Regions from separate parts of the Mus musculus genome. Here region 2 is linked to region 1. A link is a loop called in an ENCODE intact Hi-C map of the cell type or tissue named here. Cell type or tissue: left cerebral cortex. All regions are shown on one strand. Links, peaks and the distances in the headings refer to the core of each region. The heading gives the core; the rest is flanking DNA.

Region 1 (8,280 bases), core at 2,226-4,725:
GGAAGAAATGCAGCATGTGTTGTTCTGGATAAGGCTGGAAAGAAAGACTGGGCCCGGAACTTCCACTCCTTCTAGCACACGTGACCATGTGGAAGTATGGGGTGTCATTTTTTTCTCGATAAAGTTCTTAGCCAAGAGAAGGGAAGACAGGTCTCCGCTCAGTTTGCTTACTCTGCCTCTCTGCGTCGTTAGCACAGGATGGCTAAGGGGAGCAGAGTATCCCTAATCTTTGGAGAAACGGAGGGGAAAAACAGCATCGTTCATAACCACAGAAAAGCACAAAATGAACAGCAGGCATTGTTGTTCTTCAAGTCTTTCAGTCTGAATCCAGCTCAGCTGGTAAACCAAGCTGAGTTCTGCTCCCAGTCACGCTGATTTGGTAACTGTTCTTGTCCAATGTCTAGCTGTGTTTTCTTATCTATCCCAGGGTATGTTCTGAGAAAAAAAAATCTAAACTTATTATTATGTGTGTGAGTGGGGTGGAAACATGCATGGATGATGGTCCCCACCCCCACCCCCACCCCCAGGATTACACTCAGGACCCCAGTCTTGCACTAGGTAGCACTTTTACCCGTTGAGTAATCTCATCAGATCATGTTCTTTAGCAATGCTTATACTACTGCAGAAAAAGCAGGAAGTTTATGTGCATAAAATCATGTCCACTTCTTCAGGATCATGTCTTTTATCACAGTGAATGACAGAGAATTCTAGGTTGGCTGCCTAAAAACCAGTGTGATGCCCTTGTACAGCCCACCTCACTCTAATAAAAAAATAATAATAACCCACACCACTTAAACCTTTTCATTCATTTAACAAGTGTTATATAGCACTTAAAATACGCTGTAGACTTTGCTGGTTCGTGACATTCATAAAGATAAGTAAATCACAGCGTTTGGCTGGCCTGGAAGAGCTCCTGAGACAAACCGTTGCAGCCTCTTGTCTTGTTACAGCGCTGGAACCCGGAGTAGCTGTGTTTTGTGGGAGCCCAGAGAACAGTAAGCTTCCCCGGGGAAGTGGGATGAGGGGGCTTCCCACAGAAGATACCATCTGCAGTGTGCAAGGAGGACTGAACTGCAACACTCCCATCAGAAAGGTGTGTTCTCAGCTTGGGAACAACAGGAGCAAAGCTGTGCTAGCGAGTGCTGGAAATCCTGTCTAGGGAGCTGAGCCAGGAAGAGGAGGCAGGCTTTATGGCCCTTCATAAAGCAAGGATGGAACCAAATCAATTTCTTAAAACCAGCTTCAAAGCTCTAGAGAGGCCGTGTAGGATCGCAGCTACTTATTGCTTTTTCTTTTAAGAAATTGTTTTTTGGATTTTCATGTCCGTTCATTTAGAGATATTCTATCGGTTGGTTTGAGTGTTTAGAAATGATTTTCAAATACCATCCAGATCAACACTAGATAAACCCAGCAACAGGGCCTAGCTTTGAGATTTCTTTTCACCTGTTCACCGAGGTCTCAAACAAGAACAGTGTGTAGAAACCACGGAATGGCTTCCTAATACAATCTATGAGTTAACTCAAGGAGTCTGCCCAATGAAGGAGAGGTTAAGTGACTTGATTCGAGCACACTGATTTGAGGCATCTTGTCCCTTTCCTGTTTTGCAATCGAATTTTCCCACACAACCAGATCTAGGCATGAGGTCTCACCTGCCTGTGCCCATTTTTCTATCTGTAAGATGGAGTTAGCACATTTAAGTACTTAGAAAGCTGAATTCTGAAATCTTTGGCTACTGTGGTTATTAGTGGACATATTAGGACATTTCAGTAACCCTCTCCTGCCAGCTCTACCAACATGAAATCCATCTTATCTGAAGGTAAACAGAAAGAAAGGCATCCCACCAAGAGATTATAAAGCTTCCAAAAATAGCAGAAGAAAGGAAAGTCTATTTTTCTCATGAGTTAAAAAAAAAAAGGAGGAAGATATTTTTCTTAAACTATGTGTCTGTGGCTCTCAGAATTTAGCACATGTAAAAAGCACTTATGAGATCTCCTAAAAACAAATCCCTAAACAGAGTCCTCTCTACCACATAGTCAGGATCTGATTTTAGGTCTGACTTGGCCTGCTTGGTAACTCGGGGTCTCACCATGGACCCAGACTGGTCTTATCTGCTGTCTCAGCCTAGGAATTGCTGAGCTTACAGGCTTGTGCCACCATGACTGTCTGGTAGCTGTTTTCAAAGAAAAGGAAAAGCATTTCTCCAGTTAGCCATGGGAGCTGCCAGCTGAAGTCTTCCATTACTCAAGCCCAACTGGAGCCCATACTTGATTCTCTTTCTTGTTCTGTTGGCTCCAAACCATTGCCTATATTCATTCCTCCATGTCCACAAATTTCTGAAACTGCCTGTTTATCTTCCTTTAGGAGTAGGGAAGAATGGCTTCCCACCTTTTCATCCTTAAAGAAGAGCCACAGTGGCTCATAGCAATAGCAGGGATGTGTTATAGTGTGGGAGGTGGGTGGCCTCCCAGCCTTTCTTGGTTATCTCGCTGCTGTCCTGAGGCCTTTCTGTGTCTGTGTGTATGTGTGGGGGGATGTCTGTATGTCTCTATGTGTTTGTCTCTGTGTGTGAGCCTGTGTGTGTATGTGTGTTTCTGTGTGTGTGTCTGTGTGTGTGTGTGTGTGTGTGTGTGTTTGTCTGTCTGTCTGTCTATATGTGGGTGTCTGTGTGTGGGTGTCTCTCTGTGTACTTGTATGTGTGTCTCTGTCTGCCTGTGTATGTGTATGTCTGTGTCTGTATGTGGGTGTCTCTGTGTGTATGTATGTCTGTATGTGTGTCTCTGTGTGTTCTTGTGTGTGTGTGTGTGTGTGTGTGTGTGTATGTCTGTGTGTATATATCTGTGTGCGTGTCTATGTCTGTGTGTATTTGTGTGTGTCTCTCTGTGTGTGTCTGTGTCTGTGTGTGTTCCCTTATAAAATTAGTGTAAGAACTGAAAAGGAGAAATGAACTAATAGGATGGAAAGATTTTCATTCCTCTCTCAAAGAAGCCTCTCAGCTGGGCGCCCCAACATTTTATAGACATTACACAGCAGAGGGGCACTGGGGAACCCTGACCTTTGGACCCACTCGGCTCTCAGGGGTGCATGAAACTGATACACTAAGCTAGTCTGAGACATCCTATGTCACTGAAGGATACCACGCCAAGGTTTTCTCTCCAGCATGATGATGCTCTATCTCTCTCCTGCTTCCCTGAGGTGGGCCACTGGGTGTTGTCCACTCCTGGGACTGGATCCTACTTCCAGCCCCACCTCCCATAGCTCCACTTCCAGGCAGCAGGAGGCCTGAGGCTCCATCCCCACTGCTGGTGGGCTGATCAGACCTAGTGAGACAGTGCCCTGGACTGCTTGGTTCTGCTCTTTCCCAATCTGTTCAACTCACTTGCCTGCTGCCAAGACTGCTCTTTTCTGCTGGCTCTGAACCAGTAAGTGCCCTGGGCAGGGACCCAGCCTCTGGAGCCATGCCCAGTGCTTGGTCCAGTGCTTGGCCCACTGCCCAGGAGTCGTCAAGAGTCTGGTCTGGGTATGTGTCCTTTCAGCTGCTTGTCCTATAGTCTTCTCCTTGGAGTGGTAGGATGGGAGACATCCATCCTTGTCATTTTTAGCCTACCCCAAAGCTTCTTTTTGCCCTTACAATAGAAATGGGCCTGATGTAGTTACAGGCACTAGCTAATTGGGGTTCTGGGACTTTTAAAGGCATTGGGGGATTCATCGTGAGCCCTCTAGTGTTCATAAAATGTTTTAGAGGGCTTTGGGGCCCTGAGTGGTGGATTCTCCAGGAACCACAGCCTGTGTGTAGCCTCAGTTTGAATGCCTATTCTAGAACATCTCTACCCTTGAGATCATTTGGTAAAAATAACCTTTCTGAGATGGGATATTGGGGAAATAAATAAAGGCTACCTTGGGCCTTAAAGACCATGTGAGTGGCCATCAAAGCAGACAATCTGTGTCCCTAGGGTGGTATCCACCACTCCACAACCACATACTGGAGCTCCAGAGGAGGCCCGATGAGACAAAACTCTGGAGGTGGGGGTGCTTTGTAATGATAGAGAGAAGAGACAAGGAAAAGATTTACAAGGCTCCCAAGCACAGAGACTCGATACACACACACACACACACACACACACACACACACATTTGAAAGAAATCAGGAAATTATAGAAAATAAACATTCTATGTAGCCACTAGGTGGGTGGCCATCGCATGTGCTGCAGACCTCAGACATTTAAATCAGAGCAGCCTAAGCCTTCCATATCTAATTCCCAGAGGCCATCTTGAACTGAGTTAGTATTGTTTATTAACAAAACCAGAACTTCTTTTTTTTCTTTCCTAAAAGCGGCACTTGGCTTTCAGACATAAATCTATATGGAGGAAATATAACTTTTCCCCAAAATCATAAGCAAGATTTTTTCGGAACTCTGTTTCCACCTGTAAACAGCAGGATACCCAGTCTGGGTTTTTAGAAAACAAGTCTAGGTTGCAGAAAAGACAATTAGAAAAAAAAAAAATCTCATTTTACCTTATATTCAGCAGATTTGGAAAGAAAGAACTACAGGACCCCAAAACACATCGCATGCTCAAAAATAATTGCCAGAGTGAGAGACCAGCACAATCTCTGACTTGGGCACATCTGACACAGTGGCATGCCTCCCAGTTATCTCAGTGACAAGTCCTGGGCAAAGTGTCACGTGGAGCATTATTCATCTAATCCCCACTTTGCTATGAACTGGAGATACTTTCCACATTCCACTCTTCAAACGTCACTATAAAGTCTTTAAGTCACAGGAGTGAAATTAAACATCCTGCCATGGGCAATGGGAATCGAAACTATGACCCCCCTAGTCTAGGATGCAAAGCCTAGCTTCATTCCAGACCAGTTCCAGATGAAGTTAAGTCCAAGCTGTAAACTTCCCTTTACTATCTTCATGGTCAAAGAAAGTTCATGACAACTTTAGAAGGGAAAATGGCTACTCTGCTAGTGTGGTTACTAAGACATCAAACTATAATTATTATCAAGAGTTTGCTAATTTATTTAGGATTTTAGAGTATCTCCTATCTAATCTTATCATACAACGCATTCTTGGCTAAACACATAAATTATGTATCAACACAGGTTTGAGGGTTTTTGTTTTTGTTGTTGTTGTTGTTTGCTCCTGTTGTTTGTTTGTTTTGTTTGTTTTTTGTTTTTTGAGCTGCAGCAGCAAGCCTTAGACATGTGAAAACATGTTACAGGATAGACATCAAGAGCAGCTGGAATAATCTCAGATTAAACCTGGCATCTTCTCAAACAAGCACCTTCACCTAGCAGGTAGCACTAAGCACTGCTTACGGAGAACAAGCAGGAATCACACAGAGCCCGGCACACAGAGCAGGGTGCATCAGTGTCAAACATACGGAGATTTGGATTCAATAAGTTCCAAACAGAAGCAAGAATCTCCGTTCCTTCCTCCAGCCCCTCCCTCTCTCATATCCCACCCTGCTCCCAACAGGGAATGAAAATTTTGACCTAAATTTGCTAGCTTGTTGAAAATGATTCTATCTTTCTTGTTACAAACTCACTTGAAGAAAAACTGTAGAATTTTGAACTTAGAGAACCAAAAATTATCTTAAAAGAATGGATTTTTGATCATTTAAATTCACATCATATTTCTTTTCCTTTGTCTATCTGGTGTTCAATGATTTAAAAAAAAAAAAAAAAATCTAGCCTAAAGCTAACCAGCAATCTGCCTAGAAAACTTGTCTTAACAAGCTAGGAAAAAACCAAAACCAACAACAACCAAAACAAAACGAAACAACAACAGACCAATAGCCTTACCTCTGTTACAGAAGAAATATACACAAGTATTAACTTTATACAAACAAGGTTGAAATGGGTGGGGTCCTTTTATTGACGTCCAGTTGTCACTGTCATTGGGAAATGTTACAGGCAGCTTCCAGTGTGTGTAGATAAATTAGGACGAGTGGAAGTGCTGAGTAACGATGCTACTTTCTGTATACCAGCTATAAACGAAGGCCTGAAAACCCTGAGCCATGTACTTGAACCGCTAAAACAAGGGGGGAGGGGAGCCCAGAAAACTAAGAGAGAAACATGTTGAGATGGGAAATTAATGAACAGAAATGGCATTCAGGCATGTCAAAAGATAAAACAGATTTAGTTTTTGGAAAGAGATCTAAACCTAGTAAACAGGGCCAAGTCTCATGAATTGCAAAAATTACATCATGTACAATCATTTTAGCAATAAATTTATTTTAACCATCGATAACTAAAGGTGGTTATTTTAGGAGAACGGAGTCAATACATTTGTTTTCCTGAAGCAGGCAGGGGCAGTATTGTGCTACTCCTGAACTTCATAAATATTCATTAATTTTTAAAGCACTCTGGTTAGCTTTGGCTATTAGCTATACAGATATTTTGCCCTTAAATAAAAATAATTACAATAATTTCATTATTTAAAATGTAACTAGCAAAACCAAAAAAAAAAAAAAAGACTATACTTTCATTAGTAAAGTATATAATCATTAGAGAATATATATATTTTTTCAAAGGATTCTGTTCTAATTGAATTCCTGGGGTAAAATTCTAATAACCATACTGACTAAAATAACCTAAATGTAACCGAAAGTAAATTGAAAATACTTTTTAAGTCTTTTTTTCAAATGAATCTCCACTTTCAAGAATACCATAGTGACCCAATTACCTGTGACGGGACCCAGTTGTTTGCCATTCTTCTGCATTGCACCCCCAGTATTTCATAGTAGACTGTCTTCACAAGCCCAGTGCCTCCCATCCCCAAAGAATCCAGTGAACGGTTAGTGATATTTACCTTACAAAGTAACCAAAGCCAGATGCGCACAGAGCTCACGTCGCTGAATAAAGAAATTGTTTCCTTGTGATCACTCTTGAAGGAGAAACAGGAAACTATGGAAATTATTCTAGTGAAACTAGGAAATCGAAGACAGAAACGCCAACTAGTTTTATTTGTAAATAAACCCAACTGTATGAACCATGCATACCTTATTCTGCTAAAGCCCTTCAGCCTTTATAAATCAGGCTTTTTACACTATGACAGATTAACAACCAGGAGGAAATATTCCTGCATATGGAATCATAGATGGAGTCCTCCACCTCGCCTCGATTCACAGCTTTCATTGTGGTACATGTCGAGTCACATTTGTAGACTATGAAGAAATAAATAAATAAGATTAAAATATAACCTTAAGAAAAGAAGTCTGGATAATTGAAAATTTTTTGAAGCAGGGCCAAAGGAGAAAAATTCACTCTAGAGGGCAACTGTATATTCAGCAAAACACATTTTCCCTTGTGCTTTGGGTGTGGCTTCTATGTGTGGGACTACATATGTGTGAGGGCATCCTGCCTTATGATTGGAGTTAAATCTATGTATTTGCCAAAAGCACATTCCAGGCCTGAGAAATGCCTCTGCTACCCAGAGTCCTTAGGTTGGCATTCTGTCCTCCGTGGTCGTTACTTGGTTTGGTCCATGTCTGAGGTAAACTGAGCCCTGGAGGCTAGTACAACTTCCTTGTTTAGGTTAGTTTGAAAAACAAGAAAAGTGTCTTCTTGTTATTGAAGATCCACGCCTACAGGCTAATTTTTCTAAACACATAGTCAGCAGACCAGCAAGAAGAAAAACTTAGCTCCTGGCTCTCTAAGTGGATTCAACTTCCTCCCCGTTCCAGCAAGGGTAGAGTTGGATAATTTCTCTTCGGAGATGTTTATTTCCACTCAAATTTATTTTTGAGGATAGGGAAGAATACTGCTGTCTCTTCTGTGGATACGACTCCAATTCAAGGAGCCAGGCTTTGGTCTGCCCACTGTTGAGACACTGGACCCTTGTGGTTACCCGTGTATAACCTTGGAAATGGGGGGGTATCACCCCCATTATCTAAGGTCCTGGATTTGAATGCAGTAGCTCTAGCCCCCAGAAATTAAATCCAAAGTCAGGATCAGCAACTCCTTTCATCAGCCCCTTGCTGGAAAAACTGTGGTGCCCAAGCTTCAAGAAGGCCCATTCCCTCTCAGTTCTTTCAGGCCCACCCAAACTGAGCAGGATGGAATGTCTAAACGTATGTATGAAAGGGAAAGGGTTCATCCCAGCTGCCTTGTCCACTCCTCACCCTAGCTTTGGGGGTAGCACCAAGCATCTAAGTGGGGAGCAACTGTAAACCACAAACACCCAAACCAGGTGCCTGGCAACTTAAACTATAGAGGAGAGCTGAAAGGGCACGGAGTCTGAAGTTTAGAGAGTTCATCTTGGTATCTGAACA
Region 2 (2,500 bases), core at 1-2,500, 270 kb before region 1:
ATCTTTAAATCATGTGATAATGCTAAATGTATGAGACAGATACAGTTGTACATATGTGATATATACATATGTACAATGATTAATGTTATTTATACCTTGTACATAAGTGTCTCACTATATACATAAATATTATAAATGTAAACACAAACAAAATGCATTATTAATATCAAAGAAGTTATCACAGCCCACCTTACCTAGGGATAGAAATACACAAAAGGCTTATTATTATTATTATTATTAACCAAGATGTCATCACGTCTGATCCTACCCAGTGATGGAAATGAACAATTTTCATTCTCTCAGTTCTATACTACCCTTTCATTCCCCCAAAGGCATTATTTGATAAAATCCCAGCATGGAAGGGAGAAAGAAAAGTTCCATGCATACCCGAGGAGCTACTGGTACCTGATGGCTGCTGAGGGGGAGAAAGTCCTCCCAGAATAAAAGCAACTCCTATCACAGTTTCCAGTCATTCTCATCTTTACCTTCCCTTTCTGACCATCTGAAGCCCCAGGGCGCCTCCTCTACCACACAAGTTCTGTGGCCTCTAAACCTACAGCTGTTTGCCTCTAAAGACACCCTCCATTTATGCTGTTGCGTCCCAACTAGAATCTCCAGTTTGAGAAACCTTCCTTTCAACATTCACTTAGAATGTACCTTCTCTGTAATGGTGCTGATGTTTGAATTGGACTGTATTTTACTTTTACCATTCTTTCTTGCAAAGGACCTTTGCCTTTCTTTCTCTGTAACTAAATTAAAAATATTTTGGCGTACAGAGGTTGTGCAGTGCCCACCTTTTCCTCTGCATTATATTTATTATCAGTCTTAAAGTTCCATATTTAATGAAGGTTTACAGAAGCGAACTGCATAAATAAGGTCCCTTTACGTCTCCCTTTTAAAAAGCAACATATTTACACTTGAATCGACACAGTGAAAATATATAATCAATGGATGATTGGTTGTAGACATCGTTTTTAATGACGGGGAAGGAGGAAAATGTGATGCTTTATTAAGCTCTAATACTGTTGGGTGCTCCCTCTGCTGGCTTGCAGCAGCAATTCAAGAACAGGGAACTCAAACAGCACAAAGAAAGACACCCAGGTTGAGCTTCCTTGTACCCTGCACTTTCTGGGAACAGCCAGGCTAGGAACTCACCGTGAACTCATGCGGAAATTACCCACTTATAGGAAAAGGATTGTCTTTAAAAACTGTTTATAAAGAAAGAAAACTGACCTCACTGTTCTAATGATAATTTTTGTTTATGTTTTTGCTTTTTAACTAAACCACCAACTTTATGTAAAAACTCTTCTTATTTTAGAGTGAATTTTTTGAGCTATAGAACAGAATAAGGTCCTTTTGCTTTCTAATTCATGTTTATGTTTTAAAAGTCTGATCAGGAACATAAGGGGTTAAACTCTTCTTGTGTTTCTAAACAGAGTTATTCTGAGTACCCTGAAGGCATTTAATTCCAAAACAGGAAGCCACAGAGAGGAACACTTGGTTACACTAATGTTATGCAGATCTTTTGGAACATATTTTCCTAAACACTTGCTGAAAGAGCCTTTTCTATACAGCATGCCATCACACGAAGTTGGAGAAGGGTCCCCCACTTAGCACAGCACTAACTCTCAGACTGTTCTTTGTTACTTCCTTATGTCCTCCATTTCAGTTGTTTAAAATGGTTCTCTGCTTGATCACAGAAAAAAAAATTAAATAAAACAAGCTAGGGGCCAGGGAGTGATTGTTCACACCTGCAGCTATTCTGTACACACACACACACACACACACACACACACAAACTATGATGTTAGTTATGATGACTTTTTAAAAGATAACATAATAAGATTAACCTAAGATCAGTACAGACACCACTGTTAAAGATCAATGTCCTATTTTAAAACAAACAGCTGTTTGATAAGTTTTTACCTCTATTCTAAAACCTCCCTTGCCTAGCAGGCTAAAGGAGATCTCACCCTTGTAGCTGAAACAACAAAACACCACAGGCCAGTGGGTTTCTGTAGCTAAGAAGTGGGCAGGAGGGAACATCCTCTGTTACTGACACGGTGCTGCTGCGGCTGTCTCCAACACTGTGTGAGTGAGTATACAGCTGCCTACAATTCCCCGGCCAACCGGGTGAGGTACACTTTAAGTCCCTGAGGTGTGCCGTGGAAAAAGACCCCACACTGTGGTGAACAAGCGTCACAGCCACCTGACTGCATACACCATTTCAAGGCCATTTTAAAGAACAGCTCCCTTTCTCAGCCTCCTGGCTTATGTTCGGTTGTGTTTTAGAGAAAGCCAATGATCACTGAGCCATTATCCTTCTGTGCTGGAAATTAAGGCTTTGTGCACACTATCCATGAAGATGAAGTGCAGCAATATTAAAAGCACCAGGCTAGTCAGAAAAAGCCAGATAGGAAAAACAACGTGTACATTTGGCTCCGTTTCCGTAACTGTTTACCCCACTCTTTGCTTGTGTGGCGAGGGGATGTGCAAGAGT

Evidence for each region. Hi-C counts contacts between places; a loop is a spot of excess contacts. Peaks named below come from ENCODE experiments on the same cell type or tissue, not always from the same donor. Only the 100,000 strongest peaks of a DNase experiment are listed, where the experiment ranks them.
Region 2: it touches region 1 in a loop (2.0-fold over the local background); 5 of 42 quality-filtered maps call a loop at or near these places.

The regions. Positions count from the first base shown.
Region 1 is chr13:91,362,043-91,370,322 of GRCm38, forward strand. It overlaps A830009L08Rik (RIKEN cDNA A830009L08 gene), which reads right to left. Exons shown (of 3, transcript NR_045161.1): 3 at 6,948-8,280. Among named protein-coding and RNA genes, the nearest start is that of A830009L08Rik, 22 kb to the right of the region's middle. In left cerebral cortex, for the core only: a CTCF peak has its summit at 3,710 (motif pointing left); a DNase peak (open chromatin) is centred at 3,449.
Region 2 is chr13:91,092,292-91,094,791 of GRCm38, forward strand. The region is part of intron 3 of Atg10 (autophagy related 10); the gene reads right to left. Among named protein-coding and RNA genes, the nearest start is that of Atg10, 130 kb to the right of the region's middle. In left cerebral cortex, for the core only: a CTCF peak has its summit at 1,039 (motif pointing left); DNase peaks (open chromatin) are centred at 1,055, 1,662 and 2,097; H3K27ac peaks cover 378 bases.